3 separate regions of the Homo sapiens genome follow, and regions 1 and 3 are each linked to region 2. Evidence: chromatin contacts called from ENCODE Hi-C or POLR2A ChIA-PET data. All regions are on one chromosome and are shown on one strand. The core of a region is the stretch at or near the end of the contact, and the rest is flanking DNA. Distances in the headings are between cores, read along the strand shown. Region 1 has its middle 170 kb from the start of LINC02144. Region 2 has its middle 78 kb from the start of TMEM161B. Region 3 holds the start of MIR9-2HG (MIR9-2 host gene).

Evidence for each region. Hi-C counts contacts between places; a loop is a spot of excess contacts on that map. ChIA-PET counts read pairs that join two places held with the same protein, here RNA polymerase II (POLR2A). Pooled maps may share reads with other maps.
Region 1: a map of dorsolateral prefrontal cortex shows a loop between it and region 2 (11-fold over the local background). The contact joins two enhancer-like sites. A Hi-C loop is called at or near these places in 2 of 168 maps with a recorded cell type or tissue (dorsolateral prefrontal cortex and posterior cingulate gyrus) and 5 of 50 pooled maps.
Region 3: a loop to region 2 is called in a map of dorsolateral prefrontal cortex, with 6 times the contacts of the local background. The contact joins the promoter of MIR9-2HG here to the enhancer-like site in region 2. A Hi-C loop is called at or near these places in 2 of 168 maps with a recorded cell type or tissue (PC-9 and dorsolateral prefrontal cortex), 1 of 37 single-sample maps with no recorded cell type and 9 of 50 pooled maps. POLR2A ChIA-PET finds 5 or more read pairs at or near these places in 1 of 52 experiments (OCI-LY7).

The regions. Positions count from the first base shown.
Region 1 is chr5:87,898,144-87,901,510 of GRCh38, reverse strand. No RefSeq gene overlaps it. Among named protein-coding and RNA genes, the nearest start is that of LINC02144, 170 kb to the right of the region's middle. Within about 2 kb of position 1,995, at least 5 of the 41 ENCODE cell types and tissues checked have a DNase peak (open chromatin) inside an H3K27ac peak, as active enhancers do; they include dorsolateral prefrontal cortex, where a contact is called at or near this core.
Region 2 is chr5:88,188,728-88,192,056 of GRCh38, reverse strand. It overlaps a transcript of TMEM161B not described here. Among named protein-coding and RNA genes, the nearest start is that of TMEM161B, 78 kb to the left of the region's middle. RefSeq lists an enhancer at 1,757-2,956 and a silencer at 2,989-3,189. Within about 2 kb of position 1,821, at least 3 of the 41 ENCODE cell types and tissues checked have a DNase peak (open chromatin) inside an H3K27ac peak, as active enhancers do; they include PC-9 and dorsolateral prefrontal cortex, where a contact is called at or near this core.
Region 3 is chr5:88,682,619-88,686,078 of GRCh38, reverse strand. It overlaps MIR9-2HG (MIR9-2 host gene), which reads left to right and starts at 1,254. Exons shown (of 4, transcript NR_152235.1): 1 at 1,254-1,421. The region is part of intron 1 of MEF2C-AS2 (MEF2C antisense RNA 2); the gene reads right to left. RefSeq lists enhancers at 199-822, 823-1,447.

The DNA.
Region 1 (3,367 bases), core at 746-3,245, 290 kb after region 2:
GAGTTTATGAATTTCATTGCATTTTCAGTGGGGCTGGTGATATAAAATGATTAAGAGCCATTAATTTATGACATTTATTTTATTCATTGGCTTCCTGCCATTTCCTTTCTAGTATGACAATAGGGCCACTACCACAATCACTAATGGAATTTGTACAGCACTTTATAAGTTATGATATTCTTTAAAATACTCTTTTGTGTTCATAAACCCATTTGATGTTCATGACTTTCCTGAGAAAGGTCAGGTCTTTTTTTTTTTTGAGACGGAATCTTACTCTGTCCCCCAGGCTGGAGTGCAGTGGTGTGATCTCAGCTCACTACAACCTCCACCTCCTGGGTCCAAGTGATTTTCCCGCCTCATCCTCCTGAGTAGCTGGGATTACAGGCACCCGCCATCATGCCTGGCTAATTTTTGTATCTTTGTAGAGATGGGGTTTCATCATGTTGGCCAGGCTGGTCTTGAACTCCTGACCTCAGGTGATCCACCTGCCTCGGCCTCCCAAATTGCTGGAATTACAGGCGTGAGCCACCATGCCCGTCCCAGGTCTTGTTATATCCACTTACAGATAAGGAAAATCAGACTTAGAGATTAAGAACCATCTAGGTAAGTATATGGCAGAGCTGGGACCAGAACTCAAGTATCTTAACTCTTGGTCTGTAAGCAAAGAGCTCTTTGCATGGCCAAGGTGTTTAATAACTATTTAGGACTTTTCCGTCTTCAGGCTGCATTTATTTTTCCTCTTTAGTACTATCTTTGATCCTGGAGACTAAGGTACGTGTACAATTTGTCCAGATTTTCCCTATTTTCAAATGAGGTACTGTGACACAATGTGATTTTTTTTCCCTAGGGCCTTGAATCTCCTTCAGTATATTTAGAAGCAAAATGATTCACAGATTTAAAACACAGACAGGAAGTCAGTAACTCAAAGAACTAAATGTGTCTCTGGTTTAGATTTGCTGAGTGACCTTAAACAAAACACTTAACCTTTCTTTCTCAATTAATCTGTGAAATGGAGTTAAACCATTTTCTCATACCACTAAAACAACAGTTAATAACTCATTGAACACTTAGAAATTTACACATGCCACATACATAAACATGTTTCTGATGTTATTTTGAGTAGGTAAGTGTTTCCTATGTGAAATCATTAAAAAACTTCACAAGATTGAATGTGTAATTCATTTTCTGATTAGACTGTTTATTTTAAAAATCAATTTTTTTCTGCATTTTTGGTTGATTATTTTTCCCACTAAATTTACTGTCTCATCAAAGCAGCGTTTGTTCATTTGTAGAATCATTTAGCGTGTATTGGACTATGGGGACCTGAGATGGAACTTTTCCCATTTAAGAAAATAGCCACTCTGTGTTTAGGTTCCTGTAGGGGACACTTTAGGAGAGTGATGTTGTTATATCATGCCTACAAATACCTCATCTGGGTCTGTAGTCTCTGATATATCTGCTCATTCAAGATAGTGGCACTTAGCAATTCAACCAGATGTAAGTTGGCTAATAAACAAAGCCAGTATTCTCTAGGGGCTTGAACAACACTTCCTGTGTTTGACTCTGGTTGCCCTGAAGTTGTTTTAAGTCCAGCACTGCTGGTGACGTTTCCCCTTGTGCACTGAACAGCTCATGCCGTGTCAAAGGGCGTTGACCTTTTCACTCTTAGAACAAAAAGACTGGAAACAAATTATGCTCTGAGAATTGGTCAAAGGATAACAACAACAACAAAAAAGTGCCTGACCCCCAAAACAAGTGATGAACACAAATTCTAAGCTTTAGAGTATTATCATTAAGAGTATTGTCTCTTTAACCAACTTTTCTTTAAAGTGTAATATGAGCATTTGCTTCAATTTACTCTGAAACCACCCACCCCCCAACCCCCCTTGGCTCCTTTTGCAGAACACAATGAACCAACTACTGTTGTCCCTACTCCCCCTATCCAGCTGAATCTGTTCCAGTTTACGAGCTGTCCACCATGGAGCTAAGTCTTCCAAACAGAATGACTCATCTGCAAGTTTTGCTCGTGGCTTCTGAGAGTATATTTAGTGTGAAGAACTGGAGGATGCAGCATATCCAAACACATGCTAGGCTACAGAATTTGAGTGGGAAAAAGAGGACAGGGCTAAAATAGAACTGTAATAAGCCAAAGAATTAGAGGCCTGGCTTAGCTTTTTCTGCTATGTAGCTTCAGCAACACCTACAGTTCCCCGCCAAGAATGGCACACCATATTAATGTAACGAAAATGAGGCTTCCCTGGTGGTTTCTTTTGGAAGGAAGAAAAACATACTTATGTAAAAAATAATCAAAAATAAAAATAAACCAGTGCTTCACTATTGTTCCAAGTTAATGGGAAAATAATTTATCCTTATATTAGTGAAATTAGGCAACACTTGCCCAGGAGCTACTTGTGCAGATAACTGGTGAGCTGAACAAACTTCTTAGGAAATTGTTTAGGTTGGTTCTTCATTATTAAACTCAAGCTGAATTTGACATAATTACAGGAACCACTCTCCTCTTCTTTCTCTCAGTCGTACTCTTGAACAAAAAGTTTTTGTGTTAATCGATTTGCCTTTTGATTTTATTGTTTAAATGTTCCATCAAAGACAATTATGGAAACCTAGGTATGATCTCACGTTTATATTGCTCAACAGTTCATCAGTGTTCTGACACTAAGTCAGCATTTGAAAGCAGTGATCACAAAAGCTAACAATCAGGGGTTCATGTCCCAGCACACGCCACGGAGCGACCAAAGTAGCTTTCTTTGGCTTGAACTAACACTCCCCTCACAGACTTCAACCCAACTCTCCTCTTTTTTCCTTCCTTTATGGCTCTGTGCTTACTTGTCTTTCTTCCTTTCTGTAGCTGTCGCTGTATTTCTCCTATTTACTTGTCTTTTTTCCCTTTTTTCTTCTATCTTTTCATTTTGTTGCTTCTCTCTTCTGTTCCTCCCTTCATCTGTTTTTCTTAGCTGACTATGACAGTGAACTAAATATTATATTTAAATAACTGTTGTAAATCTCTGCAGAAAGGTTCAATTTTTTTCTCTTTAATAATCTATTATCAATAGTCAAAGTTTTGTATTTCTCTCATAAAAAATACATCATTTTTTTAATGAAGCCTTGATTTCCTTTTTGTTTCCCAGTAGCTCTTGATAGAAAAAGCAAAAAATTTCCTTAATCCTAAATCCAAAATGGATTTTCAGAGTAGAGCAGTTCAAGTTGCCCCCTCTCCCCCGCAAAACAGGGAAGACTTGTTTCTAGCCAGTTGCTTTCAAAATGATTTTCTTTTATTACCCCCAAACTCACTTATGCATAGCGATAGTCTTTGATTTACTTTAGGGAGAAAGCTAGTAGACACTAGTAA
Region 2 (3,329 bases), core at 572-3,071:
GAATTTACATTAAATGTGTGGCTATATACATATATATATATATATATATATATATATATATATATATATATATACACTTTTTTTTTTTTTTTTTTTTTTTGAGACAGAGTCTTGCTCTGTCGCCCAGGCTGGAGTGCAGTGGCGCGGTCTCGGCTCACTGCAAGCTCCGCCTCCCGGGTTCACGCCATTCTCCTGCCTCAGCCTCCTGAGTAACTGGGACTACAGGCGCCCGCCACCATGACCAGCTAATTTTTCGTATTTTTAATAGAGACGGGGTTTCACAGTGTTAGCCAGGATGGTCTCGATCTCCTGACCTCGTGATCCACCTGCCTCGGCCTCCCAAAGTGCTGGGATTACAGGCGTGGGCCACCGCGCCTGGCCGGCTATGTATTTCTAAATCTGATAACTGATTTCTCTGTGTTATGAGAAAAACATACAGCTATGTTTGATTTTAGGAATGGTTACAGATCATGTTGGAGGGCATTCATTTATTGTTATTTGAAAATGACTTCACAAAGAGTGTTTTCTCTGGAATAATTTGGTTTGTACCCATTTGGTTATTTTTCAGTAAATACATGTTGAGTGCCTGTAATGTGCCATAGGCTGTTCCACACACCCTAGCTACAGCAATGAACAAAACAGCAAAATCTCTTCCCTCCAAGAGCTTAGCATCTAGTGGAGAGAATGCAGACAATAAATTAAGATGAAGAGTCTAATATAGGATATCTGGATGTGTATTGTTGTTGAGCTGGTGTCCCTGTTGGGGGAAGGAGGGTCTAGGACTTCCTCTTCTGCTATCTTGCTGACATCATTTTCCGTTTGGAATTACATCTTTAATATGTTAAAAGAAAATAGCTACTAATGTAGGATTCCATGGCTTTTAATAGAAAGACTTTAAAAAGAAAAACTAAGGAGATTTGTGGTCAGGATGAAGGGCAATAATCATAGATGAAGACATGGAAATGGACAAGGAAGACATTATAAATATTTAAGCAAATGGACAAAAAACAATTATTGAATGCCTGTGTTATTTTAAAATTCAGCATATTTAAAGTTCACAATAACAATGGAAAAGGAAAGGATAAATGAGGTTAAAACAATATGTTTTTAGCAGTATCATGAAAGTGTGAATGTAATTTGTATTGTAATAAAAGAATAATGTACACTGTAATCTCTAAGATAATCCATAAAAGAATCTATAACAAGTAAATAAAAGAAGGAAATGGAATAATATTAATTTAAAAGATGAAAACAAACCAGATGGGACTGAAATCAAAAGTAGTGGAAATGAATGCAACTATATCAGAAATTAGATTAAACATAAACAGAAAAGACATAGAATATCAACAAGAAATCTTGCAGTTAGAAGCAGTATGGAAACTCCACAAGGTGGCAGTTATGCATTGCAAAGGACACCAGCGAGCTTCCACCTTGGTGGGTTTGGGGAATTCCCGCACTGACTCAGAGTCTCCAAAAGCAGCATCTGCCCCTTTGCGGGCATCAGTCACAGCCCCTCTGCTCCCTCAAGCACCTGATCTTGTACCTACTTATTCTAAAGAAGAAAAGGACTTTCTCCAGGTAGAGGGAGGACAAGTGATGGAGGAAGGATGCATTCGGTTACTAGATGGGAGAGTAGCTGTGCCACAGCTGCTAGGAGCTGCAATTGTACTGGCTGTGCATGAAACCACCCATCTAGGTCAGGAGTCACTTGGAAAGTTGTTAGGCCAGTATTTCTACATCTCGCATTTGTCAGCCTTTGCCAAAACTGACACAGCGGTGTGTTACCTGCCGACAGCATAATGCAAGGCAAGGTCCAGCCGTTCCACCCGGCATGCAAGCTTATGGAGCAGCCCCCTTTGAAGATCTCCAGCTAGACTTCACAGAGATGCCAAAGTGTGGAGGTAACAAGTATTTACTAGTTCTTGTGTGTACCTTCTCTGGGTGGGTGGAGGCTTATCCAACACGAACTGAGAAAGCTTGTGAAATAACCCATGTGCTTCTTTGAGATCTTATTCCTAGATTTGGACTGCCCTTACGGATCGGCTCAGATAATGGGCTGGCGTTTGTGGCTGACTTGGTACAGAAGACGGCAAAGGTACTGGGGATCACATGGAAACTGCATGCTGCCTACTGGCCTCAGAGTTCCGGAAAGGTGGAGCGGATGAATCAGACTATCAAAAATAGTTTAGGGAAAGTATGTCAGGAAAAAGGATTAAAATGGATACAGGCTCTCCCTATGGTATTATTTAAAATTAGATGTACCCCTTCTAAAAGAGCAGGATATTCCCCTTATAAAATACTATATCATAGGCCCCCTCCCATATTGTGGGGACTTCCAGGCACTCCCCAAGAGTTAGGTGAAATTGAGTTACAGCGACAGCTACAGGCTTTAGGAAAAATTACACAATCTCAGCCTGGGTAAATGAGAGATGCCCTGTTAGCTTATTCTCCCCAGTTCACCCTTTCTCCCCAGGTGATTGAGTGTGGATCAAGGACTGGAACGTAGCCTCTTTGTGCCCACAGTGGAAAGGACCCCAGATTGTCGTCCTGACCACTCCCACCGCTGTGAAGGTAGAGGGAATCCCAGCCTGGATCCACCACAGCCATGTAAAACCTGCAGCACCTGAAACCTAGAAGGCAAGACCAAGCCTGGACAACCCTTGCAGAGTGACCCTGAAGAAGACAAGCCCTGCTCCAGTCACACCCGGAAGCTGACTGGTCCACGCATAGCCGAAGCATGAGGAAGTTCACTGTGGAACTCATTTTTTTAAATTTTGGACTTGTACAGTAAGGACTTCAACTGACCTTCTTCAGACTGAGGTAGGGTTAAAAAAAAAAAGTTAAAATAGTCTTTTTGTTTAAAAAGGACTTGTGTGTATAATGCCACCCAGTACAAGGTATGCAGCCCAGGAAGTGACCAGACTGATGTGTGCTATAACCCATTAGAACTACTTAATCCCTGTTGGAAAACAGGAGAGTATGTAACTCTAGGAGTCAATGGAACTGGACTGGCAGGAAGACCTGGGTAGTGTAGATGAGAGTGAGAACTCCCGCTAGTGAGTGAGGTTCTCAAAGGGGGGAATGAGGAGAGAAGCCATTTCTCTTACTGTCTCCTGTCTGAAGACGAGGAGGAAGTAAAAGTTGAAAAACAAGAAGAAGGAAGTCAGTGGCAAGACCAGCCGGTGCCACTGATGACCCGGCCTGAGGTTAAAAGATTAACCACCCCCCCCAACTCTAACCACATGTGCTCTCAATCCATCAGACCCTTTCACATGGAACCCCTTAGAGCTGTAAGCCATTAAAAGGGTCAGGAGCTCTGTCTTCGGGGA
Region 3 (3,460 bases), core at 5-2,504, 490 kb before region 2:
CGTGTTTGTACATTAAAAGGCTGCCATGTAATCATTCCATGGGGCTGGTTTAGTGCATTTAACGGAGAACTAATGGGTAGTCTATGTTGAAAAGCATGGTCCTATTTTTTAATCCCATCACGTACTGAAACGGTTTTGTGAGAGTCTGCGGCTTTCACCTTTATCCATCGTGGATGCTCTTGTTCGAGAAATCCATTCCAAACACTTTTAGTTCCTGATCACTGCTAAAATGCTGTCCCTTCTTTCTATGCAACTGTTCTTTATTTTTGGCCTATTTTTGTCAGTCTTAGCAATAATGATAAACAATCCTTGCTGCATTGAAACTCAGTTGAAATGATCCGGTGAACCCCTGCCTTGGTCCTTGCTGCAAACTGTAATCTCAAATACTGAATATGGTCGGACTTGGTAGTGGGATCCAAGCTGCAGGAGACCGAAGCTACTTTTTCGTTACCTTCTTTCTAGCCTAGAGCGCGCGCGCTATGTACACACACACACACACACACACACACACACACACACACACACACACCTCGGTAAAAGCAAGCTGAGATGAGGTGAGGGGGTGTTCCAATGTGAACAGAGACGCAGGGTTCGGGCTGAGGGAGCCTGGGCAGTGGGGAAACCGACGGCGTGAGCAGTGCCGGGACCAGGGGCTATGACTAAGGTGGGCGCCCCGCGTCCAGGAAGAGGACGCGAGGAAGCTGCACGAGCCTCCGGCGCTTGTCTGAGATGCAGAAGTGGATGACCGGGCTCCCGGGCATAAAATCAAAGTTCCGTGGAGCTTGGAGCTCTTAGACAGCGACGCTTGTCCGAGCTGAGAGCCCTCCGTGGTTCGAGCTCGCGCGTGGAGCGGCCTCCAGCGCTCGGTCTGCTAGGGTAGAAGCCCATGAAGGGGGTCCCGCGGCGCTAGCTTTTGTACGGCCCCGCCTTGGCCAGCCGTGAGCTGACGCACCGGCTCCCCTGGGACGCTGGGGGCGTCGCACCGCAGCTGGGTGGGGAGCAATTTATTCCTCGCCGTCCCATCCCAGCCCATCTTTGGTTACTCCACCCTACCCCTCCCATCCCTCCTCCTCCTCCTCCTCTTCCTCCTCCTTCTCTAACAACGCCCGCACTACCTTCTGATTCTCCACCTCCTCTTCATCCTCCATCCCCCTTTTACTTCTCTCTCCCCCGTCTCTCCTCCCTCCCGCCTCCTTTCTCCCTCTCCCCCTCCCTCTCTCCTCTGAATAAGCAAGCTTTTGCCTCTAAAAGTCACAAGTAATCCTCGTGTGTGACAGAGAGAGAGAGAGAGAGAGAGAGAGAGAGAGAGAGAGAAACGAGCTGGCGGAGAGGAGCAGAAGGCAGGAGGGGAAATCTGGCACAACGGCTGGGAGAGGAAACTTGATGCTTCTGGGCCACCATTTGCCAGGGCCTCGCTCGAGGTAAGCACACTGGGGTCCCGCGGAGTCCGTACCTGTCAGGGTCCAGCCCCCGCCCATAGCCGAGAGATGGGCACCCTTACCTGGGCTATTCAAATAATGATCAAAATGGAACGGGGATGGGATGCGGGTGAGGGAGTGCTCCAGCCGGAGGGCCCGGGGCCCAGAGGATGATGTGCGCCTGGAAGCTTGGACCCCGGGCTCTTGCCCCTGGGCACCTTGTGCCTCCAGCCAAGGTTCCGAGCGACTGCGTGGGGCTCCAGCTATCCGATTTCCCTTCCTAAGTCGCGCGTTCGACAGCTCCCTCCTTTACACACCCGCGTGCAAATGAGCCGCTGCTCTGTCATGAAGTGAGAATGTGAGCCTCTTTCAAACCCTAGAAAAGGAAAGTTTGGTAAGGCGGGGGCTGCGCAGATCTGCTGTTCTCTGGAACCTAAACTGGGAACCCTAGACTTGCGCAGAAAATTAATAGTTTTCCATTTTTCTTTAAAAAAATTAACTTCAACGAAAAATTGTGTGTATTCAAAAAAATTATTGGATTACCATGTCTGATCAGCTGCTGATGACCTACCAATAAGCGTTTTAAACACACATGCACATTCACGCGTGCGCGCGCGCGCGTACACACACACACGCGCGCATACACACACACACACACACACACACACACACACACCCCAGGGGCTATGTGCAGTGAGGAAGGCCGTCATAAGTAACTAAGAATTCAGAGGGAGTCGCAAGGGCTTTTAAGTGTGTAAAGGCTGTGTACGTGTCCTCCTTGTTACAGAGAGCAGAGGGAGGGGGCAGAGGGAATGAGCGTCGGCTCGGCGTTTTCGCTGTGCCTGTGTGTTTCGCGTGTTGTCAGCTGGCTCTGGTTTCTAAGGGCTGAGCGCTGCCAGGGGCGGGGGCCAGCATCCACCATCCACCTCGGCACCCTAGTGGTGAAACAGGACTCATTTGTTTGGTGCAGAGCGGTGACGACCTAGAAGAGACTGGAGTGTGGTTAGGTCGGCCCCCTGCCATCCATTACACCTGCGGCAGATGGCTCAAGTGGTAGAATGGTTTTGTTTGCCGAGATCAAGAAAGGAGGAGGGGAAAGCTAGAGCCTCGCCCCACTCAAAAGAAGTACCATAAAGAGCCAAAGAAATGAAAGAAGCCATATTCGTACCATCAAAAGCAAGAATGTTGCTGCCTTCCAGGAGTTAACCTGGACACGTTAGTGACTTTGGTACCTGGCCCGAATTGATAACGACTGAATTTTAGAACCAACATTTTTCAAATGTATTTTTGATGAAATGCCTACTTCTCCCTACACACACACACACACACACACACACAACACACACACACCTATCTCCAGGCAGATGCACACAGGTGTCCTTGGAGCTCTACTCCCTGAAGCCAAATGTCAGTAAGATCCTGCGGATTTCCAGATGAAGGAAGCCTCTTGTCTCCCCCCACTTTTTTCAGTCGGCCTGCTAGCTTCCACACACAAGCCCCTCTCGCAAGACAACCACCTGGCTGAAATTTAGCCAGGTGTCAAATGTATCCATCTCATTTTCACGTGCAATAATGTGCCTTTCTGATCAATCTTCACATCCTTGCATCCATTCCTTCCTCCCTGCTACTCAAGAAGCAAGAAAGGAGCACACACATCCTCCCAGGCAGTCCAGAGGAAAGGCAGGCGTGACAAAGAACACAGACACAGTCTAATGACAATTTAGCCTGTCTTCTATTCCTTGACTTTCTTGTTAAATAAGAGGAATGAAAAGAAAAATATATTGAGGGAGACCTAAACAGAAAGCCTTGTAAGCCTTGTCTCCTCCCTTACTTCACACAGTCATCACGATAACACCCATATACAAATTACCTTTATGAATATGCTTATTCACATTTAATGTGAAATAAAAAATTATTTTGCTGGCCTAATTTTCTGTACTGAACAGTAAACATTCCTTCTACTAGAGTTTAATACACTAATGCTTTGGGGATGACTAGCATGAAGAGAAATTCCACAATTTTTGAAACAGAAATTCTATTTT